Linked DNA regions of Homo sapiens: all the other regions are linked to region 1. Evidence: chromatin contacts called from ENCODE Hi-C or POLR2A ChIA-PET data. All regions are on one chromosome and are shown on one strand. The core of a region is the stretch at or near the end of the contact, and the rest is flanking DNA. Distances in the headings are between cores, read along the strand shown. Region 1 overlaps VAV2 (vav guanine nucleotide exchange factor 2). Region 2 overlaps VAV2 (vav guanine nucleotide exchange factor 2). Region 3 holds the start of VAV2 (vav guanine nucleotide exchange factor 2).

Region 1 (2,962 bases), core at 121-2,620:
GGCAGCCGCAGCAGCAGGCGGCCAGTATGTTGCCCAGCACTGGCCTGCTGTGGGGAGACAGTGACAGACAGCATCCCCCGCCTTGAGCCGAGCAGCTGAGCCAAGCCTCCTCTGTGTGACGGGGCCTAGGGGTGGGCGGGACCTGGTCCTGGATGGGTCTGTGGGGCGCTCAGAGGGAGGGACACCTGGGGAGGGGGCACCTCCCCTGCTGGTATCAGCGACGCTTTTCCATGTGGCCTCAGGGACCTCAGTGCTCAGGCCTCCCAGGCCAGCTGGGCAGGTGGAGGGGGCACTGGACACCTCTGCCTAATGACCATGGGCTTTCAGTGAGTGATCCAGTGGTGTGGTTCTGGGCCAGCCCAGCACCGCCTCTTCTATGAAGCCACCCTGGATTGCCCCAGCCTGCAGGGAGAGGCACAGGTGCTCACATGGCTGGCGAAAAGCGCCCTCAGCTGTCTTGCACTGCTGTGCAGTGGGGACACTGAGGCCTGGTGAGGGCCAGGGCTGCTTCGTGGCCCTTTGTGGACTGGAGGCAGAGCCCGGACTCTCTCTCCTGGCCCTTGGCCTCCATCTAGGCCTTTCTGGGGCTGACTAGAAGGAGGCTCTCAGCTCTGCCTTTGATGGCAGATCCCTCTACCTGCTGAGCTGTCTGCTGGCTGCATGTGCAGGAGTGAGTGAGGCCTGGTTCTCGGTGTGCGGTAAGAGGGAGTACCTGTCAGTTCCCCGTGCAGCTGGAGGATGGGGTCCACACTGGGGCCCACGCCCAGGCCTGTCTGGCCTCCTGGCACGTGGCTCAGCGCAGAGAACAGGTGCTGACTGATGCCTGGGGCCTGGCAGAGCAGGACTGGGCAACGTGGAAAGCAGCCTTGGGTCCGCCGCTGTATGTCCAGCAGAACTGACTCTGGGCTCCGCGGAGGACATGCGGTTGGGTGGTGGGTGAGGCAGGGGTGGCCGGGGCGGCAGGGACAGTCGGGGCAGCGGGGACCTTCCATCTTCCATGTCTCTGCCTCACGGATGCCAAGAATGCGCTGTTTGTGTTGCTCCCCTGAGACTGGCCACGTCCATCTGGCCCCACTCTCTGCGCTGTTTCCGGCTTACATTCCTCTCTGATCTGAGACTGAAATATTTGAGCTGGTGGCAAAAGTGGCTGAGCATCTTTTCTCTCCCAAGATGGGAGGAATGTTCAGGAAAAACCCGGTGTCCTGGTGGCTTCCCTTGCTGAGTGGGCAGCCCTTGACCCGTGGCTTAGAACAGCCTAGAAATTGCCAGCCGACCTGGCCCCGGGGGACAGTGAGTCCCTGGGCTGGGAGCCGGGACACCTGGGCTCCTGGAACCCCTCACCCAGGGCTGTCCAGTGAGGAGGCCCCACCCAGTGAAGCAGAGATTATGGTCTGCAGCTCCCAGGATCTGGTTTCAAAGCCCGGTGGGGCCCTAAGAGTCTCCAGCCTTTCTGAGCCTCTATTTTCCCACAAGTGCCAGCTTAGCAGGATTGCTGTGAAACTCAGGTGCCAGCCCCAGAGAAGCTTCCAGGACAGCAGGCAGTTGTGATTTTACCTTTCAGTGGTTGGGGAGTGTCAGAGGTGCCAGGGCACAGCAGTGAGGGGGTGCGTGGAGAGGCTGTGGGCAGAGCCAGGCCTGATGGAGAGGGCGGAGCTAGGTCAGTGAAGAAAGTGTGAGGATGGGATGTGGGGAAGTCTTTAAAAACATGGTGGCGGCCGGGGGTGGTAGCTCTCACCTGTAATCCCAGCACTTTGGGAGGCCGAGGTGGGAGGATCACAAGGTCAGGAGTTCGAGACCAGCCTGGACAACATGGTGAAACCCCGTCTCTACTAAAAATACAAAATTAGCCTGGTGTGGTGGTGCACGCCTGTAATCCCAGCTACTTGGGAGGCTGAGGTAGGGGAATCGCTTGAACCCAGGAGGCGGAGGTTGCAGTGAGCCGAGATCGCACCACTGCACTTCAGCCTGGGCGACAGAACAAGACTCTGTCTCAAAACAAACAAACAAACAAACAAACACACACACACACATGGCGGCTGCTTCTTGGGAGGCTTAGGAGCCCAGGGGTTGAGAATGGGACTTTTGGACTCAGATGGGCCTGGATTTGAGGTCTGCCTGTGTGTTTATTAAAGGCGCGACCTCGGGCATGCTACATGACTCTGTGGGCCTCAGCTTTCTTACCCACGAAATGGACATAACAGTATCAGCCACGTGGAGTTGTGAGGCAGGAACGAATGAGCTGCCGTGAAGGACTTGGCACTGTCCTGGCACTAGTTGGGGCTCAGAGATTCCAGGCTGACTCTTACAATGGGTGCCACCGAGAAGGAGTCTGCCGCCTTTCCAGGGCCCCTGGCCTGGGTTTCTGAGTGTTTCCTGGTGGTGGTGGTAGCCCGGGCTAGCAGCTGGGCCTGGGTCCGGACCAGCAGATGAAAGTGCGGGAAATGCAGACACAAGGCTCGGAGCCAGCGCCGCCTTCCTGCTCTCTGGTTCGCTTTTCTGCCGCCGCAGAGAGTGCGCTCCTTTGTTTAAAAATAGTTTCTAGCCGAGCTGGAGGCACCGAGTCCTCTTTAGCATTTCCGACGGTTTCCCTATTAATGTCACTGGAGGAAACCACCCTGAGATGCCTTTCAAGTGGAAAAGGAGAGCTGTCCTAATACTGTGGGCATATCATTAGGAAAAGCAAATTAAATCATGTTTAATGGTGTTAGAGTCTCAATCACTTTGGAAAATGGAGTTGGTGAAGCAGGGAAATGAGAAATTGCTGACCTCCTGTGGAAGGAGGTCAGTGAAGGAGAATCTGGGAGTTGTGCTCGTGGAAGTGGCGATGGGCCGGGGCTTAGGGGGCTGGGGATTCAGCCGGGAGGGTGGGGGGACCAGGGCGGGGGACCAGGGTCTCCAGGAGGCTGCGTCAGTTCTCTCTCCCACTGTCCTGGTCTCCCTCGGGAGGGTGTGGGTCCAGCTA
Region 2 (2,962 bases), core at 164-2,663, 74 kb after region 1:
CCATCCCCTCGGGGTTACTGTGGGAGAGTGGGGCTCCATCCTCATCTTCACGCTTGCTGGGAGCCCCTGCCCAGTGGCCTGGTGACCCGATCACTGGGGCGGACAAGTCGCTCCCTCTCATCCCTGCCGCCCGTCGGCCAGTCATGTTCACCTACTGTGTGCAGCCCCTCCAAGGCCCAGAGTTCCCGGGACACGGTCTCAGGGTGGCAGCAGAGGGATGGGGTGAGGTGGGAACCCTCAGATGCAGTGGTCTGTGCGCCTCACTGAGGAGGCCATGCCCTGGCTGGGCCCTGATGGCCATGGGGAGGTCTGGGACAGGGAGGCCCAGGCAGAAGCCCTGGGGAACTGCTTGGCGGCCCTGGATAGAGAGCGGCCGGGGCCAGGGCAGCCAGGGACAGGGCTGGACAGGGGAGGGAGCAACGTGTGAGGGGAGCCCTGGGGGTTCCAGCAGGGCAGTGGCCTCTGAGATTTTGTCCAGACCCTTCCTCTGGCCCTGCCTGGCCTCAAGGGGCTCCAGAGTGGAGGCCAGGGCCACCGAGGGGCTGCTGTGGACGCCCAGGTGGGAGTGGCGGAGGGTTGTGGGTCGGGATAGCAGGAAGAGGGTGAGCGGGGCTGGTAGCCAACAGGAGGTGCCGACAGGAGGTGCCAGGGGTGACACCCAGGCCCTTTGGTGTGGTCAGTCCCTTGCGATGACCCAGGGCTGCTCTCCGAGGCATGGCCAGGTGGTGTGAGGTCCTGGCTCCCAGCCCACCTCTGCCACTTTCTGGCTGGCCTCCTTGGGCAGCTTTCTTCACCTCTCTGGGCCTCAGTGTCTTCTTTGGGATGGAGACGGAACCCCATCTTGTGGGGCTATCGGGAGCTTCAGCACAGCTTCCGTCCTGTGAGGCCTTCCCTTTCCCCTGCTCTGTGAATGTAGAGGAAAGATTGGGGCCCCACTGTGCCCTTTCAGCTGGGTGGGTGTGCCCCCAACCCTGCTCCAAGACTCCACCAATGGACAGAGGCTGGTGTCTGTGGAGCAGCTTGACCAGGCTGTCCTGGGACTCCTGAGACTGGCCCCACCTCGGTCAATTGATGCCACAATGGAGGGTTGACCAGGGCTCTCCTGGAAACCTGCTCTCTGCTGGGACTGGCATCCCTGTCTCACCAGGGCTGATAAATCCATCAGCCACCTGGAGTGTGTCCATCCCAGTGGACTCAGAGAGAATACTGTGATTGACTAGTGATGCCTGCCATGGGCAGGGGATGGAAGGGTAGTGGCTGCTCCTAGACAGGCCCTGGGGTTGCTGTCCCTGTCACAGCCGATCCTCCAACGTGAGGCCCCGTCACACTAGGGAGACTGCCAAGGCCTCGGCCACCCAGCTGACCCTTCATTTCCCAGCAGACAAGTCGGCAGGAAGTGCAGGGAGGGGGAAGAGGGCCTTCAGCTGCTGCGTCACCCAGTCCCCCTTGGCAGCCTAGAGAGGAGAGAGATCTCGCCTGAGGTGACACAGCAGATTGGTGGTTGCAGAGAACCCCCAGTGCGGCCCCCCATTCTGGCCCTCCCACCCCAGCTCTCCGAGTAGGGATCCTGCCTGCAGCTCCCAGCTTCCGAGTGTTTGCTGGAGGAAGGTCTGCATTTTAAACTTGTTGCCTTGGGCGTGCCATGCGGGCTGTTCCTCCTGGGTCTCAGACCAGAGCCCCTGCCATCCAGCCCGTGGATTCAGTCCCCGGCCTGGCCCAGCGCGTCCACGCTTCTGCCTCTGGCCAGGGTGGGACACACGTGCAGACAAGCCGCTGTGGCCCATGTCCGCCCACCCAAAACTGCCCAGCCTGGCTTGTGTGATCCGGCGACTGTGCCAGACGCGAGAGCGGGGGAAGCTCAGGAAGCCGTTTGTGTGCTGCCCTCCTGCAACAGACCTCCACTGGCCCAGGGAAGGAAACTGCTGTGTTCAGGGAGAGGTAAAAAAAAGGAACGGTGTTTCCAGTAGCTGACAGAGCGTTCCATGTTCACAGGAGGATCTCAGAGCTGTCCTGGTTGGGGCTGCTGAGGAACCCGGGAGCTGTCTGGGGCCCTCATGGGCACCGTCGGGCACAGAGAGTGCTGACCTGCAGGCCTGGAGTCTGGAAGCTTGGGCAGACCCAAGCCTTGCCTCAGTTTCCTCCTCGTGAATCAGACCTGTCGTGTCTGCGTTCCTGTGCCATAGTCCTCATTAGTCACTCTGTCCACCTTTCTCTGCCCAGCATGACTGAGCTCGGCCGAGGGTCCCCAGGCCAAGGCCAGAGGACAGCTGGGGGCTCTGGCCCATCAGTGCCCAGTTTGGAAGCATCCTGATCCCTGTCCTGTGTCTGCAGGGAGTGTGTGTAGCTTTGGGTTTGCAGAAGTGAGATGCACAGAGGCCTGACCTGGCAGCTGGGTGGAGCAGCCGTGCCAGGGACTGGGGGTGCAGGCCTCAGCCCTGGAAAGCCCCTGCTGGCCTGTGGGCCGCAACGCCCCTGTCCTAGAGCCTCCTCCCTCAGCCCCGTTCTCTGATGGACAAATCCTAAGTGTTTGTCCAGGGGGTTTCCTGCCAAGCCTGGGCAGGTGTTCCCTGGGAAGAGGGCTGGCATGGAGTGAAAGGCAGAGTAGCTTCGGGGGCTCTGCATGCTCACCGGGGAAGGACACCCTGTGGACCACTGGCCATTTCCTTCCAAACCGGTGCCAGCCGAGGTTCCCTTACGAGAAGCGTGTTGGAAAATAAAAATATATATTATGCCTTACAGCTGCTGAGAAGTCACATTCCTCTGTAATCAGCAGCCACGCCAGGCCCCTTCCTCTCCCAGACAAAGTAGAGGGGGCAGGGGACCGAGCATTTCTTTCCGCCTGTGAGATCCGTGTCTTCCTCTGCCTTGCCGAGGTTCTGGAAACAGGGGCAGAAACAGCCTCGCTGGATTGGGGGTCACGTGGGGTCTCTCCTCTGGGGCTCTGGTGTATTCACCATCTCCC
Region 3 (2,962 bases), core at 197-2,696, 73 kb before region 1:
CATACAGGCCCAGGATTCCACCGGAGTCCAGGGTGGGAGCCCTCAGACACCGCACCCCAGCCTCCGGGCTGAGCCAGTCTCAGAGAAGGGCTTGGACTTGCCTGGTGTCCCCCAGTGAATCAGCAGTGAAAACCCGCGGTTCCCGGCAGCTGAGCCAGGATCCATATAATTTCAGTTGCAGAATCTGTTTGTCCTTGAAGCCCCTCCTACCGTCACACGTTGCCAGCTGGACAGACCGCGCCCCCACCACCCAGGGTGTGGCCTAGAAGGGAGATCAGGGCGGATCAGCACCGGGGCCGGCTGCGACCCTGGGCCGGAGAGCACCTTCCTGCCCTCACTCATGTCACGCATTCCGCCCTGGACGCCAGGAACTGCCCGCTGGGCAGCTGCGAGTGGCCAGGACTTTGGCCAAAAGCTGGGGAATCCTGGCCTTTATGCAGGGTCGGGGGTCTTCCTATGGGCCCCCGGCCAGGGCGGAGGACAGGAAGAGGGCTCTGGGAGTCCTGGGCCCGTGTGCCTTCAGCCTCAGCCTCGGGTATCCCGCCGGGGCGGCTTGATGGGCCAAGGGGGCTCAGTAAGCTTCGGCCCAGCCCGGTGCCCTCTCCCGAGTCTGTCGTTACCGAACGGCCATGCGAGGGCGCCCAGCGCGACAGGGACCACCTCCTGACCTCCACGGAGGACCAAAGGCACCCGGGGGGACGCCCGGCCATCACTCCACGGGCGAGGTCGCTCCCCCAGGGAGAAGGGCTCCCCAAAGTCCGAGCGCCCTTGGAGAAAGTCGGCCGGACCTGGGCCTGCGCCGCAACCCCCGCCCACCGCAACTTTCGCGGGCGGTAGCGGGGCAGGAAGTGGGGGGGCGGGGGCGGCGCTTGGGACACGGGGAGGTGCCAGGCGAGTGCTCCGGCCCCGCCCCTGCCCCGCCCGGCCGTGGCCGCGCCCCCTGCGCCCCCAGCGCCCCGGAGCCGTGGAGCCGCCGAGCCGCCGAGTCGTCGAGTCGCAGCGCCGGGCGTGGGGACTGCGGGTGGGGCGAACAAAGCGGCGGCGACGCGGGCGGCCCAGGCCCGGGACGCGCGGAGCGAGCGACCCCGCCGGGCCTTTGTCTCGGGCGGGGCAGGAGCCGCGGCGGCCGCGGGGCGCCCCGAGCGCAGAATGCGGCGCCCGGCGGCGCGGATTGGGGAGCGCTGCGGCGACTGGCTGCGTGGAGCCCGGCCCGGGGCCCGCAGGCACTTGCGTGTGTGAAGCGGGGAGATCCGGCGCGCTGCCCGTTGCCCGCCCCGCGGCCGCACGTGGGCGGGAGCGGCGGCCCGAGAGGAGCCCGAGGAGTAGGAGGAGGAAGAGGAGGGGACGCACGGCGGCGCAGCGGGGGACCTGGGGCAGCCCGCGCGAAGCCCCGCCCCGGCCCTGAGCCCCGCGCGCGCGCGGGCGGGATGCCCCGCGGCCGCTGCACTTTGGCTCGAGCACTGCCCTGAGCCGGTCGGGCCCGCGGGCGCCATGGAGCAGTGGCGGCAGTGCGGCCGCTGGCTCATCGATTGCAAGGTCCTGCCGCCCAACCACCGGGTGGTGTGGCCCTCGGCCGTGGTCTTCGACCTGGCGCAGGCGCTGCGCGACGGGGTCCTTCTGTGCCAGCTGCTGCACAACCTCTCCCCCGGCTCCATCGACCTCAAGGACATCAACTTCCGGCCGCAGATGTCCCAGGTGAGCGCCCGGCGGGCGGGAGGGCCCCGGGGAGGCGGCGTTCGCGCTGCCCGACGCGCGGACTGAACGCGGAGGTCGCAGCGGCGGCGGCCCAGGCGCCCTGGCTGGGGCGGCCGGGCTCCGGGACGCGGGCGGGCGGCTGGAGGGTGCGCCCCGGGCCTCCGAGACGCGACCTCAGGAGGCGCGAAGTTGGCCAAAGTCCCCTCAGCCTGGGTCGCGCCGCCGCCGCCCGCGGGCACTGCTCTGGTGCGCCGGTTCCGCGGTCTGCGCGGCCTGGGATGGGGGAGGCTCCGGCGCTGCGCTCGCTCTGCGGGGCCCTGCGAGTGGCCCCTCATTTCCCAGGGAGCCTGCCGAGCCGGGTGTGCGCGTCGTGGGTCGCATCCTTGGGCCTCGCGCCTCCTGGCCGGACGCCGGTGGAAGAGCGGGCGCGGTCGCTGCGCCGGCCCGGGGCGCGGCTGGAGGGCCCGGGAGGGGCGCGGGGCGGGAGCCCTCGGGGCCGGAGGGAGCTGGGTTGGCCCCGGGCACCGCCCCCTCGCCGGCCTCCGCCTCTTCCCGGACCCGGACCCGGGCCACTTGGCGCCAGTCCTGGCTCCCGGGTCGAGCCGCCTCGAGGATCCCCAGGGCCACTTGGCCCCAGTCCTGGCCCCCATCGCTTTCCCAACACCCCCACCCCTCCTTCGGGCGCTGAGTGTGGCCTTTGTCGCGGCGGAGGCACGCGTGCGGCCGCAGGGCCAGGCAGGAAAATGCCTGCCCAGCCGAACGAAGCTGCTTTTCTTGGCCTCTTAAGAGGGAACTTGGCTAAGACTTGAGAGAATCGAGGCTTCCGTCCTGTTCTCCGGGGGTCGCGGAATCCTTACCGGGAGCAGCTTAGAAGAGGTCGGGGGAGGCAGAGCGGGTGGCAGCCGGGTCCACCCAGCGCCGAGGAGGTGCGGTCTTCCAGCCAGCTCAGCAGCCCCTCACCGCGCGCAGTGGCAACTCCATGTGGAGAGGGACCATTCACCAGTGGGACTTAGGACGTGGTTCCTGGGAAGGAGGGAGAGTGAGTCACCAGCGATTCCAGGCTGGGCAGCGAGGCCTCTGCCCTTTGGCGGTGACTGCGTTTCCTAGGAGACCGGGCCTTTCTCTGCCGGGTTGGGGGGCGCTGACAAAGGCAAGCCCAGAGGGGAAGGGGCCGCCTTCCCACTGGGTAATGATTACCCAGCACTGCCTGGACCGGCTTAGCAGGAGCCCTCAGAGGCCTCCCTGGGAGCCAGCGCCTCTTCCCGCA

The links. Hi-C counts contacts between places; a loop is a spot of excess contacts on that map. ChIA-PET counts read pairs that join two places held with the same protein, here RNA polymerase II (POLR2A). Pooled maps may share reads with other maps.
Region 2: a loop to region 1 is called in a map of heart right ventricle, with 1.8 times the contacts of the local background. The contact joins two enhancer-like sites. A Hi-C loop is called at or near these places in 3 of 168 maps with a recorded cell type or tissue (endothelial cell of hepatic sinusoid, heart right ventricle and psoas muscle) and 1 of 37 single-sample maps with no recorded cell type. POLR2A ChIA-PET finds 5 or more read pairs at or near these places in 3 of 52 experiments (GM10248, H1 and OCI-LY7).
Region 3: a loop to region 1 is called in a map of dorsolateral prefrontal cortex, with 2.2 times the contacts of the local background. The contact joins the promoter of VAV2 here to the enhancer-like site in region 1. A Hi-C loop is called at or near these places in 9 of 168 maps with a recorded cell type or tissue (Caco-2, GM12878, Right ventricle myocardium inferior and 5 more), 26 of 37 single-sample maps with no recorded cell type and 12 of 50 pooled maps. POLR2A ChIA-PET finds 5 or more read pairs at or near these places in 4 of 52 experiments (GM12878, HEK293, HepG2 and 1 more).

The regions. Positions count from the first base shown.
Region 1 is chr9:133,917,824-133,920,785 of GRCh38, reverse strand. The region is part of intron 2 of VAV2 (vav guanine nucleotide exchange factor 2); the gene reads left to right. Among named protein-coding and RNA genes, the nearest start is that of VAV2, 73 kb to the left of the region's middle. RefSeq lists an enhancer at 548-1,327. Within about 2 kb of position 1,370, at least 6 of the 41 ENCODE cell types and tissues checked have a DNase peak (open chromatin) inside an H3K27ac peak, as active enhancers do; they include dorsolateral prefrontal cortex, where a contact is called at or near this core.
Region 2 is chr9:133,843,987-133,846,948 of GRCh38, reverse strand. All of the region lies in intron 3 of VAV2 (vav guanine nucleotide exchange factor 2), which reads left to right. Among named protein-coding and RNA genes, the nearest start is that of SARDH, 110 kb to the right of the region's middle. RefSeq lists an enhancer at 1,432-1,511 and a silencer at 2,608-2,902. Within about 2 kb of position 1,413, at least 17 of the 41 ENCODE cell types and tissues checked have a DNase peak (open chromatin) inside an H3K27ac peak, as active enhancers do.
Region 3 is chr9:133,990,808-133,993,769 of GRCh38, reverse strand. It overlaps VAV2 (vav guanine nucleotide exchange factor 2), which reads left to right and starts at 1,446. Exons shown (of 30, transcript NM_001134398.2): 1 at 1,446-1,695. The coding sequence starts at 1,492. RefSeq lists enhancers at 134-323, 220-947, 1,676-2,403, 2,404-2,962 and silencers at 734-1,043, 1,144-1,243, 1,304-1,453, 1,724-1,813, 1,854-2,293.